Regions from separate parts of the Homo sapiens genome. Here region 2 is linked to region 1. Evidence: read pairs that join two places in POLR2A ChIA-PET (ENCODE). Cell type or tissue: GM12878. All regions are shown on one strand.

Region 1 (2,500 bases):
AGGCTGAGGCAGGAGAATGGCGTGAACCCAGGAGGCGGAGCTTGCAGTGAGCCAAGATTGCGCCACTGCACTCCAGCCTGGGCAACAGAGGGAGACTCCTCTCAAAAAAAAAAAAAAAAAAAAGAGTAAAGCACCATTCCTCTCCTCCATGAGCTCATATTTGCCAGGCCTATTTTTCTACAAAGTTTATTTTGAGCATCTACAAAATCAGCAAGTGTGCCTCATCTTTCACTAGGCTCATGACTCTTGTGGGTTTTTGTGAACATGCAGTTTCTCAGTCGGCAGGTCTGGCGTGGGCCTGCGGCTTTGCATCAGAAATGTAATGCTGTGGGTCCTGGCTCACTTTGAGGAGCAAAGATCTGCTCTTCAGAGGCAGGTTTGGGTTTTTTGTTTGTCTGTTTGTTTGCGTTTTAGAGATGGAGGTCTCGCTCTGTCACCCAGGCTGAAGGGCAGTGGCATGATCTCAGATCACTGTAGCCTCGACCTCCTGGGCTCAAGCGATCCTCCTGCCTCAGCCTCCTGAGTGGCTGGGGTCACAGACATGTGCCACCACACCTGGCTAACTTTTTAAAAAAATTTTTGTAGAGACAAGTTCTCACTATGTTGGCCAGGCTGGCCTTGAACTCTTGGGCCTAAGTGATCCTCCCACCTTGGCCTCCCAAAGTGTTGGGATTACAGGCTGGAGCCACTGGACCCCGCCCAAAGGCAGTTTCTACTTGGGTCTCTCTAAGTCAGTCCCACCATGTCCTCTCCCATTGGACATACCTGGAGGATGCTTCTAAAGGGACCAATGCCATGAGAAATGACTTTGCTTACTAAATGGCCTTCTGGATTCAGTGCTTCTGAGAAACCATCTTGGACTAGATGGGGCCTCTTGGGAGCCCAGCCATGGGTGCATAGGGGGCTTTCTGAGCCCTTTCTCTAGATTCCACAAGGGTTCCACATGTCACTGCCTTCACTTCACTGTCACAGAAGTGGCTTTATGGTGCTTTGTCTGTGGAAAGTACTTAGCTCTGGAAAACCACACTTGTTCATGTGAAACCTGACTAATGACAGGAACTGGACATGAGCTGGCCATTGAATTTGCTCAGGATGGTAGGATTTTCACCAGGGAGCATCCCAATGGAATCCATTCGTTTTGCTGGGCCAAAGTCAACAGGAAAATGAGAAAATTTTCCCAAATTAGGGCACAGCCCTTTCCCAATGCTGTTGAGGTGACTGCCCACCACTATGTTTAAATGCAACTTCCTTTTTGTTTTTTCAGTTTGCAGTTACTACTGATACTGCTAAATTATAGTTTGTGTACATGCACGTTTTATTCCACATGTGTAGGTGTCAGACATTTCACTAACCCAACATTTGGTGTATCTGCTGGCACATTGAGACTAAGAACTGGGAGGATACACAGTACAGGGGAATGGTTGACGTTAATTCATAGGTTGCTTTGTTTCTGTCTCAGTAAGGAAACAGGCTGCTATAGTAACACATTTTTGGGGTTTTATCTCATGGGGAAAGCAGAAAATTGCCTGTGTGAATAGCTCCACCCAGTAATTATTCACAGAACTTCAGGTATTGAAACTCACCATTTCTGTGGTTTATATTAATGGCTTCTGTAAAGTTAAAAAAAAATTAAAATACATTTCACTTTCACTCTGCCAAAGCAAGCAAACAGCCACAGGAAGGACCAAACTAAGTAGATAATTTATTTCAGATTCTTTAAATAAGGGAAAAGAACATGCAAGTCAAGGCCCTGGAACCTTCAGGAACAAGATTTACCACATTTAAGTGGTACAAATTTAAAGGCACTGGAAATACAAGAGGGAGAAAACAGAGAGGGGCCTGACCTCGGGTAATGTAACAGGGGCAGCATGGAGATAAGAAACAACTTGACAAGTAAGTTAATTACTAAGCTCACGTCCTGATTAGGACTGCGGAGGAAATAACAGGAAATGTACTAAAGAATAAAACAGGACACCACCTTCTTTGGGTAGGGTGGCCAAGACAGACCTCCCTGAGAAAGTGACATTTAAGCTGTGACCGGTAGGAGGAAAAAGAACAAGAGGGCATGTTCTCTTTCTCTAGCAATGTAGTTAATGTCTACAAAAGGGTAGAATAGATAATTTACTACTTCTCTGGCTAAGCCAACTTCCCACCTACTTCTCGGTGCCAGGGAACTAACATTTAAGGGTTTTGTGCAGGAGCTTTCTTAACCTGCAGTGCTGTGAGATGGGTTGATCTTCAGAATAGGAAGGCAGTTCAGGAGGTTAAAGAATTTGGCCAGGGTTGTACAGAGAGTATAACAGGCAGGCTTGGTTGAGAAATGCGCCACATCAGGAAAAGACAAGCACCGACTGCTTTTATATTTCCAAATAATGAATATCAACAGTTTTGACCAGTGTCTACCTTAGACACACTAGCTGGAGGGGAAAATGTAAAACTGAGTTTTAACAGTATCTCAGGCGCAGTGGCTCACGCCTGTAATCCCAGCACTTTGGGAGGC
Region 2 (2,500 bases), 230 kb after region 1:
TTAAACCACTGCCACTAGGGTGATTAAGGGTGGCAGGGGTGGGGTGACACAGGGAAATACCATGCAAATGTCACTCAGATCTGTCAACACCCACCCCAGCACTTCTGCAGGCCCTCCAAATCAGCCTTTTCTCCGAGTGTTGACTTCCAGAAAAATCATGCAATCAGCTTAAAATTTAAAATTACCTCAAAGACCAAAACAATGGTGGAGTTAACAGTGAAAATAAAATAGGGACCCCACGATGCACCAAAAATCACGTGATCATGTTACATTCCTCCAAAAACCCCCTCCCCAAACAACTGAGCTCTTCAATTAGTGCCATCTAGCATGGGAAAGGCAAGAAAAAAAAAATCACAGCTTACAGCCGATATTTTCCACTGAGCCAGCCACCCTCCCTTTTTTTCTTCCCTGAAGTTAATAGTGAAAGCTCTGTTTGTTTCACAATGCGTTAATTCTTGCTGCTTGCAAGAAATTATTTTTGGAGGTATCATATTTTAATATAAATTTCCATGAATCTTTCCACATGATTCCCTTGCATTGAGGCACTGCCCTCCCAGCCAAGCTCACCCAACAATGCCCACACTTCATACACCCTTAGGCCTGGGACAGGCCAAACACTGTGTTCACTGCCTGGACCACAGCCCTGGGTGCTGGTGGGGAAGGAGAGAACGTTTGCAACTGATCTCAAGTGTCATGGTGGTTTTCAGCTGGCAAAAGCATCTGAACATAGTTGTTGTATTTTTCATGCTCATGAAGGGATTTTCCAAAAATCCAAGCTATGTTTTGAAATCTGCATCATTATAGGGTATAGACCCTTCCCCTTCGTTCTTTCTCCAGCTCACTGCTTGCCAAATGGTTTGGAGCAGAACTTTTTGAAAACACAGCCAGAGGAAAGACCAGCTCATTTAGCCAAAGAATAAAACAAGAGGCTGATTAAAAGAAAAGTTACACTATATTATTTCACATTTTGATTAGCCTAATTATACCCAATTTTGTTTATTGACTGTTCTCCATTCAAAATACCAGAATTAGAAAGGCTGGCTGCAAATACAAGAGAATTAGTCTTGAGGCAGGAAGGCCCCTAAACATGCTACCTACTGAGCATTAAAGTCATTGACTAGTACCTTTATTTTTTTCCTTATGAATTCCAAGGGCTATCATTATACGAAAAAAAAATTTTTTTTCATTTTCTGTATACCATATTTCTATCTCTTGGATCGGGAACTTAGAATGATCAGTGTTTGAATTCACTCTTGTCATTTTATCAGGTTAGTCTGAGCTTCAGTTTCCTCTCCTATAACATGGGAATAAAACCAAGCTGATAGGTTGGGTTACTATGATGATTAAAATAATTTTGTAAAGCCTATAACACACTGACTAGCACATGGTAAGTGCTCAATATATGAAAGATATCATTACTATTATTACTAATGAGATAGACTGTTCTACTGTGGCTTCGCCAATGAATGACACTTCCTGATATTTACCCCTGGTAAAGTTCTCTCCTGCGTTGAATCTGGGCTTGATCATGTGACTTGATTTGGCCAATGAGACTTTAGCAAGCGAGGCTTAATATAAGCAATTGGAAAAGGGGTTTGTTTTCTTGGTTAAGCTCCCTCTTGGATCCCAGCTGCCATGTTGTGAGGAAGACTAGGCTGTTCTGCTGGAGAGAAGCCATGTGGAGATGCCCTGGAGGATGAGACACCACTCACAGAGGACACCTGGAGGAGAACTCAGGTGCCCCAGCTAAGCTCCCACTGATGCAGTCAACACCACAGAGAGCACAGGAACAGGACATGGAATTGTGAAAATCATTGTGATAACAAACACCTGGGAAGGGAAAAAAAAAAAAAAACACCAACCCCTGCCACCAACACACACACAAACTTAGAAGTTACCTTCTACCCAACTGATGAAGACAGGCAGGCAATACTAAGTAAGAGCATGGACTTTGGAGTCACAACAGCCATGGGTTGACTCAATTACAAACTATATGACTGTGGGCAGATTGTCTCTAAGCCTCTGTTTTATCATCTATTCGTGAAAATAGCAGCTACTTCATAGGGTTATTGTGAGGAGTTTAATCAAGATAATCCATATAAATATTTAGTTCTGTGCTGGATGCATGGCTAGTGCTTAATAAGTATAAGTGATATCATTGTTTTCATTAAGGTAGAAATAGAAGCATAGCAATGTTGTTCAAAATATTAGGATATCTCATTAAAAACAAGTTGGCAGAGGCCACTGCCCAACTTTTCGACCCGAAGGACGTGCTGAGCAGCTGAAGCCAATCATTGATATTCAGGTCATTTCTGCTATGGTAGCTAACTTAAACAACCATGATTGTGTACACTCCCTTCCTTTAAAGAAAATATTGACTTTGAGTTTTCACAGGTGCTTTCGATTTAATCACTGGGTCCTTTATGCAACCACCTGTCCTTGTTTTTCTTTTCCATGGTGAAGAAGTAATGCTAACTCCTGCAAACCTGAGTTTAGCTCC

The links. ChIA-PET counts read pairs that join two places held together with the same protein. Peaks named below come from ENCODE experiments on the same cell type or tissue, not always from the same donor. Only the 100,000 strongest peaks of a DNase experiment are listed, where the experiment ranks them.
Region 2: POLR2A ChIA-PET joins it to region 1 with 10 read pairs; 3 of 35 experiments call an interaction of 5 or more read pairs at or near these places.

The regions. Positions count from the first base shown.
Region 1 is chr2:37,851,056-37,853,555 of GRCh38, reverse strand. All of the region lies in intron 2 of PIRAT1 (PU.1 (SPI1) induced regulator of S100A8 and S100A9 alarmin transcription 1), which reads left to right. Among named protein-coding and RNA genes, the nearest start is that of PIRAT1, 24 kb to the left of the region's middle. In GM12878, a CTCF peak has its summit at 1,544; DNase peaks (open chromatin) are centred at 1,000, 1,495 and 1,895; H3K4me3 peaks cover 330 bases; H3K27ac peaks cover 2,077 bases.
Region 2 is chr2:37,617,562-37,620,061 of GRCh38, reverse strand. No RefSeq gene overlaps it. Among named protein-coding and RNA genes, the nearest start is that of CDC42EP3, 53 kb to the left of the region's middle. In GM12878, no CTCF peak of the experiment used is centred here; no DNase peak of the experiment used is centred here; H3K4me3 peaks cover 484 bases; H3K27ac peaks cover 2,232 bases.